Regions from separate parts of the Mus musculus genome. Here region 2 is linked to region 1. The links are chromatin loops, found by intact Hi-C in ENCODE. Cell type or tissue: left cerebral cortex. All regions are shown on one strand. Links, peaks and the distances in the headings refer to the core of each region. The heading gives the core; the rest is flanking DNA. Region 1 overlaps Gm33415 (a long non-coding RNA gene). Region 2 holds the start of Gm52709 (a long non-coding RNA gene).

Region 1 (5,373 bases), core at 173-5,172:
GAGTGGGGTTTAATTTCCATCATGGATCCACTTCCTGGTTTTGTTGTGGCACACAAGGAGTTGAGAAACAATTCCCCAAACAGGAAGAAAAGAAAAAAAAAAAAGCCAAATTCAAATTTAGCCATTTGTCTTGGATCTACCAGAGAAGAGAGGTTGCAGGCCAGCTGCTCACCATAGCTGGGAAGGCGTGGAGGCCGACCTGCACGGGAACACCGCTTGACCCAGCCCAGGGTAGAGTAATCTACAATGAGCTGGAGGCTCAGTTAGGAGAGGCTTTCCTTTTGAGTTCTGGGATCTGGGGAAACGCTGGCTAAGCATTCTTTTCTAAACTGCAGCCTCAGCCCTGGAAGTTCCCTAGGATGCCAGAAGGGGGAGACAGTTTCCTAGAACTGGCGTTATAGAAGGCTGTGAGCTGCCATGTAAGTGCCGGGGTTTGAACTAAGGTCCTCTGCAAGAGCAGTAAGTGCTCTTAATTGCTGAGCCAGCTCTCCAGCTCCTAAAAATAAAGTCTTTTTTTTTTTTTTTGTAAAGAAACCATTTCACTGGTGCCTCATTGACCTGGCAAAAGCTCTGAGAGATTCATAAAAGAATATCACAGTCCAAGCTCACTGCAAGATGGCGCCCTAATTACAGGACAACAGAACCGTCCGGTCCCCACACTGAGCAGCGCATTACTAGAGGCCTGCCTACCACAATCCCTTCTCCCTGCTCCATGTCTGGCTTTCAACACAAAATTACAAGGCACGCTAAAAGGTCAAAAGCAGGGTTTGAGAAGACAAAGCACACATTTCACCAGCTTGTCAGAGCAATGACTTCATCTCAGGGCCTGTGGAGTCTTGAAAATTCTAGGGTACAGTCACGCAGAATGAGAGGGGAAAGGAAGAGATGTCTGAGTGCTGCTTTGAAATTCGTTTTGATCTTCCAGCCCTTCAAAAAAAAAAAAAAAGGTCTCCCCGGGAGAACTGGCTATGGATCCAAATTAGGCTGCGCAGTGGGAAGTGGCCCCCTTCAGCATAGCCTAGCCTAAGCCCTGACTTCCTGAGTGGGCTTGTGGTGGGGCTTCCTAGAACTGCAGAGCCACAGAATGTGGCATGGGGGGCAGGGAAGGCAAGTGACCAGCACCTGTGAGGCAAAAGGGCCCCAGGTTCCAGATGTGCCTACGCATAGGTCCGAGAGTTAGAGAATGCGCCCTACGTCTGCTGTGGGCAAGGGCGTTTGCTGCCAAAAAGGAGTATCTTACTTAGGATTCCTTTTTAGTTTTTTTTGGAGACTGAGTTCCTCCGTGTAGTCCTGACTGTCCTAAAACCCTGTAGACCAGGCTGAATCACGAAGATCCACCTGCCCCTGCTTTCTGAGCGATGGGATCAAAGGCGTGCACTGTTCTTCAAGCCCTTGATTCTGATGCCATGGACATTTTGGATATTCATGAATACATCCGAAATCAAATGATATGTATCATACACGCAGCAAAGCAGGGGGAGATGTCCCTCCCTTGTCTCAAAGGAACCCGCTCTGAGGGTGAGACCAAGCCAGCAGTGACAACCCTGAGGTTTTCTTTCCCTGATGCAGAGACTATTGCTTAGTCCCCTGCTCACCGGCCTCTTCCTGCAGAGCTCTTTCCCTGACGGTAGACAGGGCACCTCACACTGAACCCTTCACCTACTGTCTCACAAGGAGCAAGCAGTCATACACATCAGGCAGGCAAGGCCATTGAAATCATGTGAAAATGGCTTCTGGCTGAGGTGACCACCAAATGACAGAATGTTTCAGAGTGTGTGTGTATGGGGTGGGGGGAAGCAGGGGACACCAAGGTACATAAAACTTCATTGCTCCAAATGACCAAACATTTGCACAAATACCGTCTCTAGGGCTGGAGAGATGGCTGAAGGAAGGCCTTTGCAGGTGACCTGGATTCGGTTTCCAGCACCCACCTGGGAGCTCATGACTGCCTGTAACTCCAGTTCCAGGGGCTCTGATGCCCTCTTCTGACCTCTGAGAGCTCCTCCACAAACCTGGTGCAGATACCTACACTCAGAGACACATAAATCCAAAGAAAGAAGTAACCTATATTGTTGCCTGTCCTGCCTGACCATACCTGTCCTTGGAGGTTGGAGGTGAGGTGGCTCACGAGGTGACTCAGAGTCAAGGTCACAGACTCCTTGGGAGCAGGTGAGAAATGCCACAGCAAGCTCATCTGAATGCTGGTGCAAGCTCCACCCTCGCCCCATTGGTCCCAAGGAAGCAAGTGTCTCTTCTAGACAGCAGTTCCCGATCGGCTGGCATTGTCTGCACCAGCAATCCTTGGGAATTCCTCTCAGGAAGTCCTCAATTAGGTCCTCCTGCAGGAGATGCTTTTGTGGCTGCTCGCCTCGGCGTTTACATCACGGTGGCCCCCACCGTTTCTGCTGCATTATAGAGCTAGCATGTAAAATCCTAATTTTCTTTTGTTTTCTGTGCTAAGGATTGGACTCAAGGTCTTGTGCATGCTAGACTCTAGGTTGAGCCACACAGCCAGACCAAAAATTGCAAGCACGTTGTCTGTCTGTTTATTGAGACATCGCCTCTCTGTACAGCCAGTTGACCTGGAACACACGGTGTAGATCCTGCTGGCCTGGAACCTATAACACTTTCCCTAAGTGCCCCCTCAGTATAGAATTGAGCCACCACATGTAATAAGAACTTCAAATGGTCTCATTCTTGAACACATACGAAATCATCTTGTTGGACTAATGCAAACACAGTTGACTAAAGTGAGAGCTTTTGCATGTGCAGAACTAGGAGTAGTATGAGATAGACCTTACCATGTAGCTCAGGTTGGACCCGAACACTTCATCATCCTGTCTTTTACCATCACAGTTCTGAGATTGGAGGCATGCTGCACCGTATTCTGAAAGCTAAAACCTGGCCTTCTTCCCAGTTGTGTTAAGTTTAATGTCTTGATAGCCAAGTGCCTCGTTTATCTGCCATTCTTTGTTTGTTCTCATTAGGCAGTCTCACTCTCCGAAGTCGTATTTTTGTTGGCTTCTGCGTAATGAAAATGAATAGATTGATTTCTCAGCTAAGCACTAAAAATATGCAGCATAAAGAACAATTAAAAAAATAATGCCAACTGAACGACCGTCAGCCCATAGCTCATTTTGGTCTTCCCCACAGCCCAACAAAAAGATGCCGCAGCCATTTCTGGAGGAGGAAATATGTCTTCCAAGGAGTACGTTTGTTTACCTTCTGGTTCCTAAATACGGAAACGCAAATGACCTGTGAAGGTCTCCCTACCTCCCCAAAGCGGGACTTCCTTGTCTGTGTCCACCACACCCGACCCCTGCTTCTGTAGTCTATTTATGCCCTGCAGCAGTAAGACATGTCTTACTCTTGGTATTTATCTGGTAGAATATCACAGTTTAATTAAATTATTTTGGCCTGGGTCCAAAGCTTCCCTGGGTGTCACAGAAGTTATGTTTTCTGACGCACGCCAAGACTATGAATCCTGTACCCTGCTGTCATTATGTATCCATGCATTAAAGGTTCATCTATATTTTAAAGTTCATTATTTAACAGTACTTATCTAAAAGGTTAAAATCTTTTAAAATCTTTACGGGATCATTTGGCTGATTCTTAACTAGGCTAATTTACAATTAATTTTACAATTCTTTTTTTGACAGGATCTCACATAGCACAGGCTGACCTATATAGCTGAGGATAACTTTGGACTTCCGGTTCTCAAGACTCTACATCCCAACTACTGGGATTACAGCAACATTCCACGAAACTCAGTTGAACTTGGTGCTAGAGACTGAATCAAGATCTCAGGTGTATTAGGCAACCACTCTGACCAACTAAACTACATTCCCAGCCCTCTATATGAAAAAGGAAAACAAGCTGGCAATGGTGGCATACCTCTTTAATCCCAACCCCCAGGAGGCAGAGGCAGATCTCTGTGAGTTTGAGGCCAGCCTGGTCTACAGAGTAAACTCCAGGACAGCCAGGGCTACACAGAGAAACCCTGTCTCAAAACAAACAGACAGACAGACAGACAAAGAAAGGAATGAAGAGAGAGAGAGAGAGAGAAGTTGAAACAAACCTTAAATACCTTTTCAGGGCTGGGATATATATATAGCTCAGCTGGTAGAGTGCCTGCTCAGTGCATAAAGGACCTTGATTTGACTTCCAGCACCTCATTAAAGCAGTTGTGATAACACAGGCCTGTGATCCCTGAACTTCAAAGGTAAAGGCAGAAGGATCAGGACACTCGGGTCATCCTCAACTACATAGCAAGTTTGAAGCCAACCTGGGCTACAAGAGACTTGGCTTCAAGAAAAACAAAATCAAGACAAACCGTAGGAGGTGCTGGGGAGATGTCTCAGCAGGTAAGAGTTCACATCCCCCGGGGCTGGAGAGATGGCTCAGCACTTAAGAGCACTGACTACTCTTCCAGGGGTTGAGTCAACCACATGGTGACTCGCAACTGTCTGTAAAGGGATCTGACGCCCTCTTCTGGTGAGTCTGAAGACAGCTACAGTGTACTCGTATACATTAAGTAAATAATAATAATAATAGAAAGAGTTCAAACTGCTAGTCCTTTTGTAAAAAGCTGGGTGCGGCTGCACAGGCCTTTAATCCTGGGGCTGTGGAAGGGACAAAGGGAGAACTGCCAGGGTTTGCTGGCCCCAGCCTAGCTCAAGTTCAATGTTAAACTCTGTCTCAAGAGAATACAATGGGAGACTGAGAGGGAAAGATACCCAAGGTCCTTCTCCTGCCCTCTATGCACTCATGGGGGCTGGTGGAGGGGCAGGCAACACACATACAAACCAAGGGGGACTCTTCTATTTTCATAATAAGATATTTTGCTTCTAAAGTAACAAGAGTTTACATCTTCTAAAGGGCCTCCCATAAAGGCAATAAAATCACCCTAAAGATTAAAATCTATCGCTTAGAGTTCCCTGGGCTAGAAAATGCACAGGGGACGGGCTAGCTGGATCACTGAGAATCATCCAATAGCCCCTTTGACAATCAGTCCCTTGCAGAGAAACACAAGTCAGGTTTTTCTGGCACTCATTAAAAGGAGCCAAGTGATGCCTTTGTCCGCAGCCGACCTCGAAATTCCATTTGCTAACAAAGGCCGAGAACATCAAAGCTGTCGCTAATAATTAGCCCATCATACAAATATTTATTCCCTTCCTCTATGTTCTGCTGGGAGAGGAGTGTCACTTGGGACTCAGCACTTGCTTTGGAAGTCCTCAGGATGCTTTGCACATCTTAGCCTAATGACATTCCTTTGAGGTCACAAGGTAGACTATCCACCCTTCTTTGGAAGAAACTCCAATGGGCCTGCTGTAGGCCAGCGCAGCTGGGGTATCAGTGAAGACAGGCACATAG
Region 2 (5,373 bases), core at 244-5,243, 200 kb before region 1:
TAAAACAAGGAACACAACCTCACAGGGTTTTAAATACTGTCTATCACTAGGTCAAACACAGGAGCTTCAAGAATTATATTACTGCTATTTTTTAAAAAAAATGTATTACGATGTGCTTAGAGGTTTTTCCCCTCAATATTTTTGTTTTGGTATTTTCTTAAAGATTTAGAAATTATGTATCTGTATGTATGAGTGTTGTGTGCACTGTGCATCCATGTAGGCTACAGTGACTGGATCCCCTGAAACTGCAGTTATAGGCTGCTGTGCGCTGACTGCTGTGGGCGCGGGGAACTGAACGTGAATCCTCTCCGGAGTAGTCAATGAGCTGGGCCTCCAGGCCTCTCTTTTACTGTTTGTTTTTAAGGAAAATGAAAAATAATGCAAAAGCAAGGGCGAGAGGACCCAGCGATGCTCTTTATTGCAAGTTCTTTTGAGAGAAATTATACCAGAAGTAATATCCACTTAACTGATGTTTTTAAAAAGAACTTTAGCAAAGCTATGAGTTACAAGTACATCATCACAAGGGCACACGTACCGTTTTCATTATGCCGATCCTGAACCAAATGCTGATAGACAGAATCTGGGACTTCAGACTGACGGTAGTACCATTTGACGTTCATGAGTAGATGGTCCCTCTTACTCTGAAAAGGAAAATCTAACAGCGTTAGGAACAGGTTTCAGGTGCCTGCAAGTGCACATCATACCTACGACCAAAAGCCCTGCAACGGTGGACAGGCAGGCAGCAGGAACAGGACTAACAGCAGAATCCCCTGCCCCAGGCCCCAGGCCCTCAGATCGGAACCCTGCTGCAACCCTGCAACTGCTCATCTCAGAGACAAGACACCTAGGTCTTGAAGCTTCTCAGTGTGACTAATTCATTATTACATTTTCCCTTAATGGTAATAAAGATCACTACATTAGAACGTACTTCTACCTTAATCCTTAACCATTTTGGTAAATAATAATAGCCAGAGCACATTACTGAGGCATATTAAAAGTAACAAGCTAGAAAGAACTTACCCAGAGACACCTGACAGTCTCTTCCCCTCCAAGGTTTGCCTGTCACAAACTGTCTCAAATTCTCCCTTCACTGTGGGCCACAGAACTGTATGGAAGTCACTGCTGCATGCCAAAATGATGAAGCACACCACGCACAGTAGGTGGTGATGAGAATGTACACACAACAATAGGACCTGCCTCATTTACCTCTGATCCCAGAATAGAATAGCTTATGCATTACTGCTGGAAAAGAAACAAAACAAAACAAAGACCCTCCTGTCCATCATTGTCCTAGAAACTAAGCATATAAAAGTTAACTTTGTTTTCTCCTCAATCACTAGCTAAGACAGTGGCCATTGCCTCTTCTGTTTGAAGGCTACAGGGTACAGTCTGGAGTCAACTACTTGTATGTTAGGTTGTGAGACAGCTCAACCCAGGGAGCCCTTCTGTTTCATGACTACCTGAGGTAAGGCAGTAATGTCCCTCTGGATAGCTTCTAACTTCTCAGAAGCTCAATGGCCACAAATATAGTGGCCAAAGCTCAAAAAACGCCTCATATTTGTAAAGAAGACAGATGAATTCTGAAGTACACCAGGGACCATCATTAATAAAGGAAGACATATCTTGGTTTACTGAAGGGACCAATCTAGTCTGCATTACAGGACCAGCAAGGGCAGGCAAAAACTGCCTTAAATGTCAATATAACTGAGAATGCAGAGTATTGTCCCACAGTACATACCACACAACCCACGATTCTTTGCATCAACTATTAAACAAGCATGGCTATAGGAAAAGGGCACTGCCTATGGGCTCACATTAAGCAGACCATGCACACAAAGGATAGGCACGATGTATAGGCCTTAGGTTTTAGCATTCATATTTTTACTCTGAAAAGTTTACTGGAAAAAACATTAGTCTGTACTGTTTATTCTACAGAAGAAACATTGATGACAAACAGTATGAGAAGGTCACAGAAAAAGTGCTGAAGTCATTGTTCAAAGAAAGGAGCAGCCCCCTTCTGTGGGAGACCATGACACAGCTGTGTATCCTGAGGGAAGATGGGAGAGATGCTTTCTCAGCAAAAGTAGAGACCAGAAAGACAGATGGAGTCGGATACCAGCATGTAGCACAGAACACTCCATGTTCGTGCTGAGAAGTTGTTGAACCCTAGCCGCTGTCTGACCACTGGGGTTTGTTTGTTTGTTTTTAACTCAGCTATGACCACAGACAAAGGGACTCACAGGTAGGATGTACCAGGCATGGCAAGCGCAGCTAAAGCAGCCAAAGAACAGAACACGTGACCACACCTGGCAGAAGGCTCAGTCTGCCAAGACCCACGAGAAACACTTGTCCTTCCATTTTATCCCGAGGGGAGAAACTTAAGACCATGACTGAGACAGTCACAAGCTCACCACGTTTGCAGCGCTGACACATGCCTGATGACTCCGTCCCCTTGCCACTGTTAAATGCTGCACCTTCCCTAAGCAATGGCAGGAAAAATGTCTTTAAACATTGCTAACTACGTGTGTGTGGACAAAATGAAGTCAAAGTACTTGAAAAACATAGACTTAAAAGATTTGTATCTGTTTTATTTAGGGTTTAAACACTAACAAAACAAAAAACAACAGCCAGAATGATCACATGAAACCTGGCCCAAGCACTATGGAACAAAGGACACAGTTCGCTAGACAACACAGGAAAGCCTGTCACCATGGACCCCCAATGTCACACCATGTGTGTGGCTCTGGCCACGCTCTAAGATTCTGGGTTTTGTCCTGGAAAATGAGAATAATTTAAAGAACTTGTAAGAATGGAAAGAGAGCACCTGAAAGCAGGTGACTGCTTAAGGAAAGGCCCATCGTCTGTCAGGAACCTGTGTGGAGAGGCTGGAGCCGGTCTCCCTGCAGATCCCGAGAGCTCTGTGGAAGGGGTGGCGCTGACCTCCAGCAACCTTTCCAGGCTCACAATGATGAGTACTTCCCAGAGCAGCTGGGAAGGCAGGTGACCAGCCGCTCCCTCAACCCGGCTCCAATATATAAGCATCCACACATTTCTGCAACACTTGTAAGACGCACGAAAACATGAACTCATCAGAAGACTCTTTGGAGTCAATGACTGGCAACTGTAAATTGTTTTTTTTTTTTTTTTTCTGAACCTAGCCAGAGATATACTGGAAACTTAGTTAGATGTGCTATTTCTACATTACTAGTTACCAACTGACGCACACATGCCCACTGATTCCATATAACAAAACAACAAAAACAAAAACAAAACACCTACTCTGGCTTGCTTATAAGCAGACCTGTAACTCTGAAAAACCTCCTAGAGCTCCTGATGCAGTCTTGCCCATTGGCCAGGGGGCGGCAGTATTGTGTCAAAAACATAAACACTTCCACAACTATAGCAAAACAAAGGTAGAGTCAAATGAAAGAAAAAGTGAAGGGATGGAAGGTCAGTCGATTCCTAGGGTCTCTCCATGTTTATAACTGTATGTCTCCCACAGAACAGGACCAACACACAAAATGTAACTACAGTGTGTCTGTCTCTTCACTGACTTTACTTAGTGTTACCATCCGAAGGGTTACATCTTCTCTGGAGGACACTGCTACTGCAGCAGGAGCTCTCAGGTCAAAGGCCACAGCACACTGGGGGTTGCTGGACATTAATAATGGGAAGGCCTCCTCTGATTCCTACTCTTTATAAGTTAACAACTTGCTCAAAAACACCAAAAACTAAAACCAAAAAATAAATCCAGGAATCATATGGCTTACCAAACTCCCTGGGTCTGAATCCTTGTTACAATGCCCTAAGCTCCAACTCTGCAAATAGCACACAGCCTCAGCTTTCCGTGCCGCCCTCACTGGCTGGGAAAACTGGGTCCATTCCTATGAAAGCTGTCGCTATTCTGCAGACACAGGCTTTCCTTTTCTCAGACTCAAGGCTCTGGAGCTGTGGGCTTCATCACTTTAAGAACTCTAAGATGGGCTGGAGAGATGGCTTAGCGGTTAAGAATACTGACTGCTCTTCCAGAGGTCCTGAGTTCAAATCCCAGCAACCACATGGTGGCTCACAACCATCTGTAATGGGATCTGATTCCCTCTTGTGTGTCTGAAGACAGCTACAGTGTACTTACATACATAAATCTAATTAATTCCAGGAGCAGATCAAGTGTTTCTAACAGTGTGCTCACTATTTATTTACTATTGATACAACTGAACACAAACATAAACCTCACATAAATTTATCACCTTCACTAAGTCCCGAACTAAGAAGAGACACTTCCAGGATGAAGGTACCCTGGGCAGTATTTCTGAAGAAAAAAAGACACAGTAGGAAGTAAAGACTTTCCCATTCACTATCTGAGATTCAGACAAAAATGAAGGTCAGGAGGTCAGACACCACAGAGCTAAGCAACCCACCAAAGACAGGTATGGCTATTTGCTGGGTTGGGCGAGGGGTGTGTGCCCACAGGCTATCACTGGACTTACTGTTCTTCAACTCTTTGTCCTGTTTCCACTGCCAAGTGCAAGCCTGCAGGTGCATGGCATGATGCTTGGCTGTGTTGTCCTTAATAGTAAAGACACATGGATGGCATATACGCAAAGAGATTTGAAATGTGAGACAAACACAGCAAAGTAAGGCCATCTGCCACTCACAGCATTCTTGACTGGCATGGTTAATACGCGGTATCTTGAGTGGCTAAAGGATAGACAGCAATGTACTTCAGCTGTGAGTGTCTGTACAGGTACCTTTGGAGGCCAGTGAGTGAGTGACCTTAACAATGGCAGTGTGAACCCATCAGCTTAAGGCCTGTACAAAATAAGTGCAAAGCAAAGGCCAATCCTGGAGCTGAGAGGGTGGTGACCTCAGCTCCACAGCATCTACAGCTTCTGACTCTCAAGTCCCCAGAGCCGCTGAGCTATGCTACTCGCTTCCCCAGGTCTCCAGTGTGCAGGGGGCCCAAGGTAAAACCTCATTACTTCCATAATGGTGGGAGCCATCCCTACCACACCCTGCCCTACCCACTTCTTATTGGTTCTGTCTCTCTGGAAGATACTGACTAATGTACTAAATTAAACACAGGCTTTGAAAAAGTCCAAACTTTGGGCTGTGAGGCTCAATTTTACAGGATAAGCAACTAAAAAGTAATTCCCATATAAATATTATGTTTACTCCAGGAGCTACAGTCATACCAGATAAACATAATCACAAATTTTCTATTTGATCCATAGAATCTCTCCCATTACAGGGAGAGAAAATGTTTTGTTCACAATCAACTTAGTAGGAAGCTGCTTGGTTTCCCTAAGTTTCCACCAAAGCTTGACTATTTTAAGAACTTCTTTTATCAAAACTCAAGCTTTAACAAGTTTAAAT

What was found. A loop is a pair of places that touch in the nucleus more often than their neighbours do. Peaks named below come from ENCODE experiments on the same cell type or tissue, not always from the same donor. Only the 100,000 strongest peaks of a DNase experiment are listed, where the experiment ranks them.
Region 2: it touches region 1 in a loop (4-fold over the local background); 25 of 42 quality-filtered maps call a loop at or near these places.

The regions. Positions count from the first base shown.
Region 1 is chr4:150,260,056-150,265,428 of GRCm38, reverse strand. It overlaps Gm33415 (a long non-coding RNA gene), which reads right to left. Exons shown (of 2, transcript XR_390965.3): 2 at 2,524-3,024. Among named protein-coding and RNA genes, the nearest start is that of Gm33415, 3.5 kb to the right of the region's middle. In left cerebral cortex, for the core only: CTCF peaks have their summits at 366 (motif pointing right) and 4,492 (motif pointing left); a DNase peak (open chromatin) is centred at 353.
Region 2 is chr4:150,463,963-150,469,335 of GRCm38, reverse strand. It overlaps Rere (arginine glutamic acid dipeptide (RE) repeats), which reads right to left. Exons shown (of 23, transcript NM_001085492.1): 5 at 536-641. Gm52709 (a long non-coding RNA gene) reads left to right here and starts at 1,907. Exons shown (of 2, transcript XR_003955312.1): 1 at 1,907-5,373. In left cerebral cortex, for the core only: a CTCF peak has its summit at 3,338; a DNase peak (open chromatin) is centred at 3,362.